Linked DNA regions of Homo sapiens: region 1 is linked to region 2. Evidence: read pairs that join two places in POLR2A ChIA-PET (ENCODE). Cell type or tissue: HepG2. All regions are shown on one strand.

Region 1 (8,000 bases), 300 kb after region 2:
GGGCATGGTGGTGGGTGCCTGTAGTCCTAGTTAGTCGGGAGGCTGAGGTGGAAGAATTGCTTGAACCCGGGAGGTGGAGGTTGCAGTGAGCCGAGATCATGCCATTGCATTCCAGCCTGGGCAACAGAGTGAGACTGAGTCTCAGAAAAGCAAAGCAAAGCAAAGAAAAAAGAGAAGAGAAGAGAAAAGAAAAGAAAAAGAAAAAGGGCAGTCACATCAAAATGCTGTGGGCTGGGACTAGGGCACCGGCAGATGAACTGATTTCCCCGCCTCCCTCCATGGGGCCTTCCTTGGCCGCTCAGTGTACATTGTACTCCTGGCCTCCTCTCTCCCGCTTTCCTCCCCTCTGCTCCACACAGCATGTATCACCCTCCCACATGCTGTCTGCTTTACCTATCTATTGTTAAACACAGTAGATAAGTAAGGTACATACTACCAGGTTGTTTGCCAACCTTCCCCACCATTCGTAGAATGCCAGCTCCACCAGGACTAGGATTGTTGCTTCATTTGTTCACTGCCATGTCTCAGCACCTGAAACAGTGCCTGGCACATACTAGGTGCTCAAAGAATATTATTCATTCCTTCCTCAATCCTTCAAGAACACTCCCCAAGTGCCTCTTCTGTGCCCCCACACTATACTGTGAGCAGGGGACAGATTTATAAATAAGATGTTACCCCTGTCTTAACAGAGTTGATGGACCCTCTAGGGAATGAATGACTTCAGAGGGTGGTGTGCTCCCCACCCCCCTCATCCCAAAAGCTCTCTGTCCTAGCCCAACTTTCAACTTGGACCTCCAGTAACTGGGCCTGTAGAGCCTGCAGAGGTGGTGCTAGCAGTTGCTACTGCTGTCTGTGGTCTCATCTTCTCAAATATTATGCAGGGGGCACTAGGAGAGGGCTTCACTGTCTCCGGGTGGTAGGACCTCACACAGGGGACAGGTGCCATGATCGATGTGGCTGGGAGGATGCTGGGTGTGGGAAAGAGAGAAGAATGTGGAAAGGAAGAAGAGGGCATGCTGGGAGGAGAGGCAGAGGAAGCCGAAGAGGGCAGCCTGCAAACCCCACACAGGATGAGACACAGTGAATGTGGTTGAGGTCACTCCAGGATCAAGGGTGAGGCCTTTCCTGGGTGACTTAGGTCCTGGCAGGGCTGCAAGAGGCTGTGAAGCAATGCACTCGGCTTGTCCAACCAGAGAGAAGGCTGCATGTGAGTGGGGAAAAGCAACAGAGGGGCTAGCTCCTCTGGGCTGGGGGGCACCTTGCAACTAGAAGCAGCTTTGGAAATGACCCATTCACAATCTTCATTTCACAGGTGAGGACGCAAGCCCAGAGAGGCTAAGAATTTGCCTGAGATCACCAGCAGAGGGAGACAGAAACTGGACCCACACCAGGCCAGGACTCCTTCCACCATCCTACACTTACCTGCCTCAGTTCTTCAACCTTGATTACCTATCTTTCTCTGCAGAATCTCAAGTGGCACATGCTTTTCAATTGTTCCAGGCACTAGGAAAAAAATGAACAGGAACTGAGGGCATGTCACATGCCAGGCACTGTGCTGGGCTCTTCGCCATGCTGTATCTCAGAATAAGTCTCACCAGCTGGGTGCAGTGGCTCACGCCCGTAATCCCAGCACTCGGGGAGGCCGAAGTGGGAGGATCACTTAAGCCTGGAAATTCAAGATCAGCCTGGGCAATATAGCAAAACTCCACCCCTACAAAAATACAGAAAACATTAGATGGGCATGGTGGCACAGACCTGTAGTCCCAGCTACTCAGAATAAGTCTCACCAAGACCCGAGGGGAGATAACTGTCTCGATTTTACAGATGAGAGAGTAGAGACTCAGAGAGGTTGACAATTTGCCCAGGGTCACACAACTACTCAAGAAGCAGAAGTAAAACCAGGGACGTCAATGCCTAGCTTTCCCTCTGCTCCCCCTATTCTGCAGGGGTCACGCCACCCAGGCCCTCAGGCTGTGGAGGCTCTGACAGTTGGTCTTGCCGCAGAGAAAGGGATGAAGAGAAGACTTCTGGACTGGAAGAGGCTCCCTGGGCCCCTTCCTTGGTTGGTGATTGCTGGGGCTCACTGAGGTCAAGAGAGACCTAGCAGCTTCCTGGAATAAAACAAAGGGAGAAATACCATAAAGGGTTAAATACTATGGTATGTTGATATACTATAAACAAATAATTTTTTCTTTTTTCGAGATGAAGTCTTGCTCTGTCGCCCAGGCTGGAGTTCACTGCAACCTCCACCTCCCGGGTTCAAGAGATTCCTCTGTCTCAGCCTCCCGAGTAGCTGGATTACAGGCGCCTGCCATCACAGCCAGCTAATTTTTGTATTTTTAGTAGAGACGGGGTTTCACCATGTTGGCCAGGCTGGTCTCAAACTCCTGGCCTCAAATGATCCACCCGCCTCAGCCTCCCAAAGTGCTGGGATTACAGGTGTGAGCCACTGTGCCCGGCCAGGACTTGTTTTTGAATGTTAATTCATGATGACCTATATTAGTTGAGTGGCCCAGAAATGTAACCCAAGAAAAAAACCATCTGATAACAGTGTCTCCCTTGAACCTTGTATCCCCTTTGTAGTCTGAAGCCCATCGTTTGTACCTTGAGTCTACCAAATATGAAGGTCAAGGGCAAACGGCCTTCTTGTGCTGGCTGTGGGTAGTGACCGTGCTTGGCTGTGGCTCCAGGTCTGTCCCACTGAGCCTCTGCAGGGCTTGTGAGTCAGCGTCTCTCTCCTGGACCCTGTACCCTGCCCCATCAAGGAGTCCCCCAAGGGGGTCCCGGGTTCCAGCACCACAGGTGTGCTAGGGGACTCTGGAGGAGGTCTGGATGGGAGGGCAGTTCTCACAATGAGCAAGACACCCCGGCTTCCCTATCCTTTAAGCAGGCCAGCCTGGTGAGCAGGTCTTCCACCTGCCCCCTCCCGGCCCAGGCTTCAGGGACCACGCCACCCACTGCCCTCTATCCCATAACGCCACTGCTCCTGTGGGGAACCTAGATGCTCATGAATCTACTTGCAGCAGCCTCCCCCACCCCAGCCCTTGTCTCCCTCCCTCCACTTACTCCCATTGCCGTGTACTTGAAGTTTTTCTCCCCAGCAGTGAATGCACATGCACGAAGTCAAACCCTCCTTCTCGCTCCTTCCAGAGGGGACAAGCAGAATGGCACAGTAGAAAGACTACAGCCTTTGAAATCAGACAGCCCAGGGTTTGAATCTCCAGCAAGTTCCTTAGCCAATCTGAGAACTCAGGTTTTTCAACTGTAGCATGTACCTACAATGTCCACTTCACAAGTGTTTAGTTGAGAATTTAAATATATATCAAAAGGATCCGGCAACCGCAGGAACTTAATAAATGGTCCCTATTGCTGGTATTGCTCATGCAGTGTCTGGCTGCTTCTTTGCCAAGGGAGTGGGGATACCCTGGTACCCCAAGCTGGCACAGTGTGGCCACACTCAAGTTCCAAGCACCCTGATTAGGTGCTTAGCCTCAGATGTTATACATGGCATTAGTGGCTTTTACAAATCTGGGATTTCAACTGGCAAGATTTTTTAAAGCCAGCATTGGCAAGAGTGCATGGGAAAAGTCACTGACCCCTGGCTCACAGGGTGCATGCTTTGTCTCGTAAAATCTTTCTAGGGGAACATCTAGAGATATGTATTGAAACAGCTCTGCCTCCAGGAATTCACAGAAAGTTGTGCAAAGACTTACATATCTGGATGTTCATGACAGCATGATTTGTAATACTAAACAAATAAAAAATGACCTCATCGCTCGTCACCTAACACTAGGGATTGTCTAGATAAAGCACAGTATATCCTGCTATAAAAGTTATGTTGTGGCAGGCTGGGTGTGGTGGCTCATGCCTGTAATCCCAGCATTTTGAGAGGCTGAGGTGGGAGGATCACTTGAGCCCATAAGTTCAAGACCACCCTGGGCAAGATAGGGAGACCCCATCTCTACAAAAAAAAAAAACTTAGCCGGGCGCGGTGGCGCACGCCTATAGTCCCAGCTACTCAGGAGGCTGAGGCCAGAGAATGGTGTGAACCCGGGAGGCGGAGCTTGCAGTGAGCCGAGATCACCCCACTGCACTCCAGCCTGGGCAACAGAGCGAGACCTGTCTCAAAAAAAAAAAAAAAAAAAAAAAAAAAATTAGGTGGGCCTGGTGGCACATGCCTGTGGTTTCAGCTAATTGGGAGGCTGAAGTGGGAGGATCACTTGAGCCCAGGAGGTCAAGGCAGCAGTGAACCATGATCAAGCCACTGCCCTCCAGCCTGGGCATCAGAGCAAGACCCTATCTCAAAAAAATAAATAAATAAAAAAGAAAAAGAAAAAGAAAAAAAGTTGTAGAAGTATAATATGGGAAGGTGTTTACAAAATATGAAAGGAGTTAAAAACGCTATAAATTAGTATGATCGTTTGAAACACTCCCCCTGCTCCCCTCCAGCCCCTCTTCAATGAGCTAGGAAAAGACTAGAGTACATACACCAAAATATTAGTATTGCCTCTGGGTGGTGGGATTATGAGTGATTTTTACTTTCTTCTTTGTGTTTTTCTGTATTTTCCAAATCTCTACAATTATCTCTGTATTTTTAAAGAAAAATTAGAAAATCAAATTTATTTTGACAATATACAGACTAAGCAGACAATATACAGACTGTTATACTGCTGAACAGAGAAACATGGGGATCATTGGCCTCCCAGTGAGATCAGAAGGAATTCCCAGACCTAAATATTATGGTTAACTCATGTCAAGATCACAGATCTTAACCAGAAGACAGTTCCTGACTATGGACCAATGAACTTGTGAAAAACTCTTAAATTGTTCTTACAATCCTTTATACGTGTTTTTTTTCTTAAAACCCTTGTATTTTGGAATAATTTTAGATTTACAGAAAAGTGGCAAAGACAGTCCCCATATAGCCCTTACTCAGTTTATCCTACTGTTAACATTTTACATAACCATGACATTTGTCCCAACTAAGAAAACAACATGGGAACGTCACTATTAACTAATTTTCAGGCTTTATTTGGATTTTACCAGTTTTCCAATTAACATCCTTTTTCTGTTCCAGGGTCAAGTCTGGGGTAGCACATCACAGATGTCTCCCCAGGCCGCTCTGTTGTGTGACAGTGTCCCAAACATTCCTTGTTTCTCATGTGCCCTGTATGAATTTCATAATCAGAAAAAGAAAGGACAGATGATGATGCAGATGATGATGGCAGATGATGATGATGTTGATGATGATGACTTAGGTCTGGGAATTCCTTCTGATCTCACTGGGAGGCCAATGATCCCCGTGTTTCTCTGTTCAGCAGAACAAAAGGAGAAAGGCCCCAGTATCAACGGGACACACAGAATTTGGGGCACCCTGATCCTCCTGCCCACTGCCTTAGCCTCTGCTCCTGCCGCTGTCCCCCAGCCCGACGCGGGGAATCTTTTGGGGCCCTCGGCTTGGGTTGGGCCCCTGCCAGTTGGGCGAGCGCGCGGGCGGTGCCCGAGTCAGCTGCTCCGTGCCCCACGTGGCCGCCCCGCCCCCCTGCCCGGGTCTCAAAAGCCCCGCCGGCCTCCGAGCGTCCGAACCGCCCGCTGCCAGCCCGGCCAGGCACCCCTGCAGCATGGCCTGGAACACCAACCTCCGCTGGCGGCTGCCGCTCACCTGCCTGCTCCTGCAGGTGATTATGGTGATTCTCTTCGGGGTGTTCGTGCGCTACGACTTCGAGGCCGACGCCCACTGGTGGTCAGAGAGGACGCACAAGAACTTGAGCGACATGGAGAACGAATTCTACTATCGCTACCCAAGTAAGTCTCGCCGCCTGCAGGCCCAGCGGAGGCATATCCGCGCCGGTCCCCACCTGGCCAAGGGCTCGGCCCAGAGCTGGGCAGAGGAGGGGATCTACCCTGCAGCCGCGGACTCCGCATCTCGCCGGCCTCTGCAGGGCATGCGTGGGAAATTGTCAGATGTGCACAAACTCCTTTTCCCCGTGAAAAACTAGTAGGGAAAACACCGGGATGAGGTTTTTATTTGACCGCCCTCCCAGCCGTCAGAGCCCCCCAACATCCCTGTCAGAGAGCCCTGCTTGGTATACTAAGAAGATCCGAGTCCTCTCGCCCCATTACCAACCAGTGGATGACCTGGCTCCCTTGTCCAGAGGAGCGCTTACTCCAAATAAGCGCCAGCCCTGCTGTGGGCAGAGGTGTTGTGGGACCACTGGTGGGCCAGGAGGCCAGGACACCCACCCCCTTTTAGCTTGGAGAGGGAAAACAAGCGCCCCTGAATCTTCTGGTGTCAGCGGTGCTGTGGTTAAGAGCATGACCCTACAATCACACACCTCCCTTTCTCTCATGCTCTCGTGGCTCTTGCCACAAACCAGGTGGCTGGCCTCAGGCAAATGCCAACCTTCCTAAACCTCAATTTCCTCATCTACAGAATGAAGATAATGGTAGGACCTCCTTCACAGGGGTTGGGGTGAGGCTGTGGCGAGGAAGTGCATGTAAAGCTCTGGCAGAGTTGGGGTGGGATCCTTTCTTCATAATGGAGCAATTGCTACAAGAGCACCAAACACAGGTGCCCTAGGACTCAGGAGCAGGGAGAGCTAGCCCAAGGTCACTCTGAGCTGCCCGACCTCTGGACTCCCAGCCTGGGGCTCTTCCCAAAATCAGAATGCCCTTGTACTTTCTGATTTTCCACTCCATCCGCCATCAGCCAATGAAAATTATTCTAGCCGGTGGTGTTCATGTAGTCATTGACTGTTAGCTTTGAAAGGGACCCTAAAGCCCCTCTCCAGCAGCCGCCTATATCAACTGGTATTCCCTCCACACCTTAGACATTCTCGGCAACAGGGGATTCTCTATCTCCAAGAAAACAACTGCACACTTTCAGAATGGCAGCCTGCATGAAAAAAGACTGCGTTTGGGGGGCTGCAGGCTTGGTGGGAGCCAGCCATATTAAGTGGCTGCCAAAAAGTTAGGGCTATCATGGGCTGCATTTAATAGTTACTTGGTGCCTAGAAGGGAAGTAACAGATAAGGGGTGCGCCCCCTGCTGGGGAGACCACAGTTTCTCCTGGGCTCCATTTAGGGCTGTTTTTTAAAAGATATCTTAGACAGCTGCAGCCTTGGGATTCAGGCTCCAAATCCACTGTTCACATTGTCCACCTTTCCTCTCCTCAAGGGGGGGACTTTCCAGCAAACAGTGAGGCAGGCAAGCTTGAGACCCTCCTTTACCTGTTCTTCTCCCTCCCTCCCGCACTTGCTTCCCACTTGACCCCAGAGCATAAGGGGCAAGAACTCCCATGGGCGTTCACAGGTCCTCAATGTGTCTGGGGAGTGGAGGACCTCAAGACCTTAAATAGGCTGGGTGCGATGGCTCACACCTGTAATCCCAGCATACTTTGGGAGGCTGAGGTGGGAGGATCGCTTGAGCTTGGGAGTTTGAAGCTACAGTGAGCTATGACAGCACCACTGCACTCCAGCCTAGGTGACAGAGTGAATCTCTATCTCTCTCCCTTTCAAAAAAAAAAAAAAGAAAGAAATGAGAGAGAGAGAGAGAGACCCTATAATAGGAGCTGCAGAACCTCACCAGTGGGGAGGTACAGTCCTTACATCTCCCCAGCTCTTATCCTCCTCGCACCACACTTGCCCACCCACCTTTCACACCCCAGGTTAATGTGTTCATGCAACAAGTGCTTATCTGTAGTGTGATCATACAATTTATCATCATCAGAGGACACCTCTGAGAGTGAAGGTGGTGCTGGTAGTAATTTGCTGGGACCCATGGATAAGCCATGACTGTCCTGGCAAATCAGGGCTATGGTCACTCTGGATAAATAAGTTGAATATCCTGGGTCTCTGTCCCCAGACTTTTTGGAAGCAGAGAGGGGCACCGTGGCACCCAGGGCCTCAGTGGGACCAAGTGCTCTGAGCAGAAGTGATCTGTGATGGCTTCCTGGGAAGTGGTGGATGGTGAGGAGGGGAGAAGCCGAGCAGCCAAGGGGG
Region 2 (8,000 bases):
GCAGGGCAGCAGGAAGGGGTCACGATGGTGTTGAAATCCCCACTGTGCCTGGCAGATGGCCAGCCCTGGGGAGGGTAGTTCTGGGGATTCTCAGTGCCCAGCCTGGGCGTGGCTTGCCCAGCTGACCCCTCCCCCCACAGTGGTTCGGGAACCTGGTGACCATAGAGTGGTGGAATGACCTGTGGCTGAACGAGGGCTTCGCCTCCTACGTGGAGTACCTGGGTGCTGACTATGCGGAGCCCACCTGGAACTTGGTAAGCCAGCTGCCCAGGGGTCTGGTGCGGGGGGCATGGAGGGAGACCTGGGCCACCGCTACCAGGCCAGTCTCCTGATGGCCCTGGGGAATTTGCAGAAAGACCTCATGGTGCTGAATGATGTGTACCGCGTGATGGCAGTGGATGCACTGGCCTCCTCCCACCCGCTGTCCACACCCGCCTCGGAGATCAACACGCCGGCCCAGATCAGTGAGCTGTTTGACGCCATCTCCTACAGCAAGGTGCAGCCCGCTCCTCGTGGGGCACGGGGAAGGAGGTGGGGACTTGGCCTGGAGGGGCCTCACTGAAGGCAGGGTCTGGGGGCACAGGGTCCTGGTGGCTCTGCACAGCCTTCTGAGCGCCCCCTCACCCCCACCCCAGGGCGCCTCAGTCCTCAGGATGCTCTCCAGCTTCCTGTCCGAGGACGTATTCAAGCAGGGCCTGGCGGTGAGTACTGCACCCTGGGCCAGCCATGAGGGTGGGTCTCCTTCTGCCCCTCGCCCTTGACCCGGGCCTCTGCCCACCACAGAGGGGGAGCCTGGGGGGCTCCAGCTGTGCTCTCACTGTGCCCCGTCTTTCCACAGTCCTACCTCCACACCTTTGCCTACCAGAACACCATCTACCTGAACCTGTGGGACCACCTGCAGGAGGTCAGTAGCAGCCAGCCCCTCCACAGCCATCCTGTTGGGGTCTTGAGATGCTGAAGGTACCTGGGGGCAGCACATGCGTAAGAGAATGGGTCCAGCTCCGCGGCTGACCAGCCCTGCAGGGTGGATGGAGCCTCTGTTGCTCCTCCCTATAGTGGAAGCCGGGATGGCTCCTTGCAAGAGGTGTCTGAGTGAGGCTGTGGTTGAGGTCCTGGCCAGCAGCTGACCTCAGGCTACAGCGGGCTTCTTGATGGGAGCTGTAGAGCCCCTTCCTGGTGGTGAGGAAACTGCCCTCATGGTTCCCGCCTCTGCCTGGAACTCTGGAGCCTGACATTCAACCTTCTCCCCACTCCTGGCTGCCCTGTGCCCCCCGCTGGCGCCACGGGCATGTCTCTGCACACAGCTCCACCACCCTCAGCAGGAACTCTGCCCTCTGCCCCTGCCCCGGCTCGAGTTCCTCTCCATCAGACCCCGCACAGCCCCTGTTTGTAGGGCAGATCCCCAGACTGCCACACCCTCCTGCCTTCCCCCAGAGGCCGCCGCTCCTCTCCCTCCCCCAGGGTTGGAGTCCACCTCCTCTCCATCCTGCCCCCATCATTTCCGCTGACATCATTTCCCTGACAGCTGCCCCCTACCCCTTCCCTGCAGCTCTGCCCAATGCTAGCGTCTTAAGCCAGAGGACAGACATGTCCTCTCCTCACCGACAGCCCCTCCAGAGTTCCGAGCCTCAAATTCCCGTCCAGCTTCTACCCCACTGTTGCTGCTGCACTTCCAGTCCAGGCCTGTCTCACCAGGGAAGCGAGACCCAGGATCTTGTCACAGAGTCACAGCTGAGGTCCGGGTCCCTGCTGGGCAATTTCCAACCCCCTAGACCCCAAGATGCTGCTGACAAAATGACACTGTCATTGCCTGGGTCTCCCCCACTACCTTCCTTGCCCTGCCCCAACTTCCCCTTTGCGTTCCCTCCTAAGCCAAGCTCTCCTCCCTCTCACTCCTCTTTCCTGAGACCCTCGGCCGGCAGCCCCCAGCTGGTTCCTCCCCACATGCTCTTCTGCCCTCTGTGTGGCCCCGTTCTTAGGTGATTCCTTTCTTCAGTTATTAACAAATGGGGTTGGCTTTCTGTTGTGATGACAAAGGCAAGGCAGGTGCATGAGCAAAGATCCAAGAAGACAAGAAGACAACAACAGTGCCCCTGAGTCCCGCCCCACACCCCAGTCCGAGTGCACTTCCCTCATGCGACCCCCAGGGCCCCGTCCCCCACCCCTGCCTGTGACACCTGAACACTGGCTTTCTCTCATCTCTGTCTCCTCTTTCTTGTCCTCCTCCCAGTGTTGTTCAGGAAGAGCCATGGGCATCCTGGGCACCCCCTCCCTGACATACACACCTCAGGGTGGACCACAGAATGGAGGGCCTCATAGATTTGCTGGGAAGTTCTCCAGCTCGTCCAGCACTGAGCAGCCGAGGAGAGGCAGAGCTGGACGGTACCCTGGCTCCCGGCTCCCAGCCCAGTGCCCTTCCCAGGCCTCCCATACAAGTGGCCCCCCGGGGTCGAGGCGAGAATCTGCAGGAGATGCCCTGGATGGCAGGGACTGGAGGGTCCCACTGATGGCCACGCCCTCTCGCTCCACCCACAGGCTGTGAACAACCGGTCCATCCAACTCCCCACCACCGTGCGGGACATCATGAACCGCTGGACCCTGCAGATGGGCTTCCCGGTCATCACGGTGGATACCAGCACGGGGACCCTTTCCCAGGAGCACTTCCTCCTTGACCCCGATTCCAATGTTACCCGCCCCTCAGAATTCAAGTGAGCAGATGGGGTCACTGAGGCATGGTCAGGTGGGTGGGGTAGAGGGCAGTTACTAAGGGACCATAGTAGGACTGGCCTCCTGTGGTCCCAGCCCCAGCCACTGTAGACAGACCCTCCCTCCAGAGCCAGGAGTTCAGGGGCACTCGGTGCCAGAGCTGGGCAGAAGCTGGGAGCCTGGGCAGCTGCTCCTCACTGGCAGTGACCACACCGCCATCTCTCACCACCTCTGGATCTTTAATTGCAGCTACGTGTGGATTGTGCCCATCACATCCATCAGAGATGGCAGACAGCAGCAGGACTACTGGCTGATAGATGTAAGAGGTAATCCAGCCCTGCCTTATGGGCAGCAGCCCCCACCCCATACTCCTAGCTCCTGGCCCATGTTCTGAGGGCTGTGATGGGCCATTCCATTCAACAAATGGACTTGACTTCTTTGGTTCCAATCTCCACTTTGCTGCTGCTTCGCTGTGTGACTCTGGGCAAGTTACCATCCCGCTCTGGTCTCTAGTTCCTCTTCTATAAAATGAGGCTAAGAGCAATACTCCATTAGTTATGTGAGGATTAAAGGAGAGAATCCTAGGCCAGGCATGGTGGCTCATGCCTGTAATCCCAGCACTTTGGGAGGCCGAGGCGACCTGGGGTCAGGAGTTCGAGACCAGCCTGACAAACATGGAGAAACCCCATTTCTACTAAAAATACAAAATTAGCCAGGTGTGGTGGTGCATGCCTGTAATCCCAGCTACTCTGGAGGCTGGGGCAGGAGAATTGCTTGAACCTGGGAGGCAGAGGTTGCAGTGAGCCAAGATCGCACCATTGCACTCCAGCCTGGGCAACAAGAGCGAAACTCTGTCTCAAAAAAAAAAAAAAAAAAAAAAGGAGAGAATCCACATAAAATGCTTAAAGTAGTGCCTGGCACATGTTATGAGCAGCCCTACTCAGCAAGGCACTGAAGAAGCGAAGGGCATGACAAGTCATCCTTTGCCTTGGCCAAGGCTACAGATGAAGGAAGGCAAGAAGTTGGAGGCATTCTAGTGCTGTGCTGAGTGCTTTCAGAGTGTATGGTTGGGGCTAGTGAGGTATGGGGACATGGAGCAGGGAATAAGGGAGATTCAAGTTCATGGAGAGGTCAGGGAGGGCTTCCCGGAGGAGGTGAGCTGAGTCTTAGAGGAAGAGTAGGAATCAGACAGGCTAATGTGGCAGAGAAAAGAATTCCAGGCAAAGGGAATAGCAAGTGCCAGGGATAGAGGTAGGAGAGAGTGTGGGGACTGAGTGTAGCTAGGGCAGAGGTGTGCCCAAGAGATAAAGCTGGTCCCCAAGGGCCCCAGGGGCTGCAGGAGACAGTGGATGGGGCAGGTGGGAAATGAGCAACCTATTGGCCCTGACCTCTGGCTGCTGAAACAAAGTATGAGAGGAGTGAGGGAGGAGGGGGACCCACAGGGAGGAAGGGGCACTAAGCCCCAGAAAGAGACAGCAGCACTGGGGGTCTGGGTGAATGGGAGGGGAAGGGAGAGGAGGAGCTGCCTGTGGTTCCCACTTGGGTGACAGGTGTGATGGAGTGTGGAGGAGGGCAAGGAGGAGGAACAGCCTGGATTGCTGAGTGTGAGCGGCCTGGCAGCTGGCCTGGCCGTGCAGAGCCTAGGGAGGCAGGGCAGGTTCTGAGGTTTGGGGTGGCATGTCATCTTCATGGGTTGATGGTCTGTGAAGCCACTGGCAGCCCAGTTCCTCATCCCTTCCTTCCCCACCCTTAGCGTCTCCCCAGCAGCTTGAGGGTGAGGTGGTGCCAGGCTGCGGGGGCAGCTGCTCTTGCAAGAGGTCCAGGGGTCAGCCCATGGCCTCTGAGCAGCCCTGCCCAGGTCTCGTCCCTCTCCACAGCCCAGAACGATCTCTTCAGCACATCAGGCAATGAGTGGGTCCTGCTGAACCTCAATGTGACGGGCTATTACCGGGTGAACTACGACGAAGAGAACTGGAGGAAGATTCAGACTCAGCTGCAGAGAGACCACTCGGTGAGTGTCTGCCACCCCTCGCCCTGCCCCCTGCCCCAGGACAGGCACCAGACTGCAAGGCCTGCCACCCACAGCCAACCCATGGTCACATGCTGTGCTTCGCATTCTAGGCCATCCCTGTCATCAATCGGGCACAGATCATTAATGACGCCTTCAACCTGGCCAGGTGAGTGCTCCGCTGCCTGGCTCAGCTGCAGAAGCTCGTGACTTCAGCAAGTCTGAGTCCACAATGAGGGCCCCTGCTCCTCCTGCTGCCCTTCCCATATGCCACGTGCTGTGCCCTGAGCTCCTGTGCTCCCTGGACGTCCCTCCCTGGGTCCCCACACACCCATTTCACAGATGAAGAATGTGACACCTTGCCCGAAGTCACACAGTAGTTCATGACAGCCAGACAGAGGCTTGTCCAACTCCAAAGCCATCCTCTACTCCACAGCACCAAGCTTTTTGTTTTTGTTTTTGTTTGTTTGTTTGTTTGTTTGTTTGTTTTGAGACGGAGTCTCGCTCTGTTGCCCAGGTTGGAGTACAGTGGCGCGATCTCAGCTCACTGCAGCCTCCACCTCCCAGGTTCAAGCGATTCTCTGCCTCAGCCTCCCGAGTTGCTGGGATTACAGGTGTGCACCACCATGCCCAGCTAATTTTTGTATTTTTAGTAGAGATGGGGTTTCACCATGTTGGTCAGGCTGGTCTCGCACTCCTGACCTTGTGATCCACCCACCTCGGCTTCCCAAAGTGCTGGGATTACAGGCATGAGCCATGGCACCTGGCCATGCCCCCCCGCTTTTTTTTTTTGAGATGGAGTCTTGCTCTGTCACCCGGGCTGGAGTGCAGTGGCGTGATCTTGGCTCACTACGACCTCTGCCTCCTAGATTCAAGCGATTCTCCCTTCTCGGCCTCCTGAGTAGCTAGGATTACAGGCATGTGCCACCATGCCCAGCTGATTTTTGCATTTTTAGTACAGATGGGGTTTCACCATGTTGACCAGGCTGGTCTCAAACTCCTGACCTCAGGTGATCCACCTGCCTTGCCATCCCAAAGAGCTGGGATTATAGGTGTGAGCCACCGTGCCCAGCTGCACCAAGCTTTTCCTGAAGGCTGACTATGCTGGGCCACTGTTCTAAGTGCCAAAAATCTGGGCTGGACAGGGCAGGAGGGATGCAGTATGGATAAACAGGTACTTATTGAGCACCTACTCTGTTTGGGGTGAGGTACTCTAAGCTCTTGGACATGAGTGATGTCACCCACAGACAAGGACATTTGTGAGCTAAATGTGTACAGAAGGCAGGAGGAAGAAAGGCCTAGAGTGCCCAGAAAGTCAGAAGAGGTGGTCAGAGTTAAGAACACGGGCTTCTTGCCCTTTTAAATCTCAGCTCTGTCTCTCGTGAGGTGTGTGACCTTGGGCAAGTCACTTCACTTCTCTGAGCCTCAGTTTCCTCATCTGTAAAATGGGGATAATAAGCAAAGGAGTGGAACTGCCAATGGGTGAGGGTGGGGCCTTGTTTGTGGCACCACCCAGCAGCCATGTAGCTCTTTTTCCATGGCAAATGCCTGAGCTGGCTCAGTTGGGAATCTGGGACCTCCGGCTCCAGGAGTGGATACAGGGGGCCTAGGGGTGTGGAGCATCTTTGAGGGCCTGGGTTGGGGTTCCCAGGCTGTGGCTGGGCTGGGTGGAGGTGCTTTACTTGGGCCCCTCTGTTTATTCCCAGTGCCCATAAGGTCCCTGTCACTCTGGCGCTGAACAACACCCTCTTCCTGATTGAAGAGAGACAGTACATGCCCTGGGAGGCCGCCCTGAGCAGCCTGAGCTACTTCAAGCTCATGTTTGACCGCTCCGAGGTCTATGGCCCCATGAAGGTACGGAGGTGCATGGTAGGGTTCAAGAACCAGTTCGCCCCAGTGCCTGAAAGTGCACTATTAGGAAGTTAATAGACTATTGCCTACTGGACTCCTGGTCAGGGAACCTTCAAAAGCAAAACAAAAAACCAAAAAAAAAGAAAGATTGCCTTGTCAGGTTCTCTCCTGAGAGCACGCAGGTGAAAGAGCGAGCCGGAGGGACATGGAGGTGAGTGAGCAGGCACTGAGGAGGTGAGTGAGGAGGCTGCGTGGGGCAAAACAATAAAGGTCGCGGAGACTTCAGCAACGTTTGTTGATTTGAAATATGGGGAATTAACGCTTTCAGAAGGCACAGAAAAGGCCACCATGCTGAGGGCCAGAAGACCTGTCTTTTGCCAGCTGTGTGGCCTTGGGCAACCCTTTCTCAGACCCAGTTAACTTCTCTGTCAGATGGGCAGGCCTCTACCTGCCCGGCCAGCCCACCTGCGCTATGAGAGAGATGTGGGTATTGGCTGCTTTGGAGTATCTTAAGGCTGAGCATAGGGGCCTATTTGAGGGCTGAGGCTCCCGCTTGGGAGACCAAAAGGAAACTCGAGCTTATTCTGGATGAATAAGCTACATCCATAGGATGCTCACTGCAGCAGTTTATAAAAGACAAAAAGCAAACAAAACACAAATACTTAAACGTCTAAAGGTTGAAGATTGGTTAAACTGTAGAATATCCATTTCAGGGTGTGATATGTAGTCATTAAATCATGCTTGAAGAGATCTTTTTTCATTAAAAAATGTTCAATTATCAGGCCGGGTGCAGTGGGGCTCATGCCTGTAATCCCAGCACTTTGGGAGGCCGAGGCAGGCGGATCACGAGGTCAGCAGATCGAGACCATCCTGGCTAACACGGTGAAACCTCGTCTCTACTAAAAAAAAAAAAATACAAAAAATTAGCCAGGCGTGGTGGCGGGCACCTGTAGTCCCAGCTACTCGGGAGGCTGAGGCAGGAGAATGGCATGAACCTGGGAGGTGGAGCTTGCAGTGAGCCAAGATGGTGCTACTGCACTCCAGCCTGGGCAACAGAGCAAGACTCCATCTCAAAAAAAAAGAAAAAAAAAAAGTTCAATTATCTGTTAATATCCATTATGGTAAATGAGAGATTTTGGTAAATGAAGTTTCAACCCTCTTACTGCTTTCCCCACATTCCCCATCCTCCTAATGTAGTTAAATCATAATATTTAGTCAAATCAGTGTTAAGCATTTGCTTTATTGTGATTATCTAAATAGTATTCTCTGCTGAGCCATGTAGAGCACTATGTTTATGTTTCCTTTTTTGTACACAGTTACAAATGTATCACACAATAGGTCAAGTTTTTGTTTGTTTGTTTAGAGACAAGGTCTCACTCTCTTGCCCAAGCTGGAGTGCAGTGGTGCAATCAAGCTTCACTGCAGCCTCAAATAC

The links. ChIA-PET counts read pairs that join two places held together with the same protein. Peaks named below come from ENCODE experiments on the same cell type or tissue, not always from the same donor. Only the 100,000 strongest peaks of a DNase experiment are listed, where the experiment ranks them.
Region 1: POLR2A ChIA-PET joins it to region 2 with 11 read pairs; 2 of 35 experiments call an interaction of 5 or more read pairs at or near these places.

The regions. Positions count from the first base shown.
Region 1 is chr15:89,494,166-89,502,165 of GRCh38, reverse strand. RHCG (Rh family C glycoprotein) reads left to right here and starts at 5,583. Exons shown (of 11, transcript NM_016321.3): 1 at 5,583-5,805. The coding sequence starts at 5,622. In HepG2, CTCF peaks have their summits at 1,373 (motif pointing right), 5,777 (motif pointing left) and 7,047 (motif pointing left); a DNase peak (open chromatin) is centred at 5,765; H3K4me3 peaks cover 373 bases; H3K27me3 peaks cover 2,532 bases.
Region 2 is chr15:89,796,143-89,804,142 of GRCh38, reverse strand. ANPEP (alanyl aminopeptidase, membrane) reads left to right here. Exons shown (of 21, transcript NM_001150.3): 7 at 141-254; 8 at 353-496; 9 at 636-701; 10 at 839-904; 11 at 2,536-2,708; 12 at 2,956-3,032; 13 at 4,584-4,717; 14 at 4,828-4,883; 15 at 6,421-6,568. Among named protein-coding and RNA genes, the nearest start is that of ANPEP, 15 kb to the left of the region's middle. RefSeq lists an enhancer at 1-205. In HepG2, no CTCF peak of the experiment used is centred here; no DNase peak of the experiment used is centred here.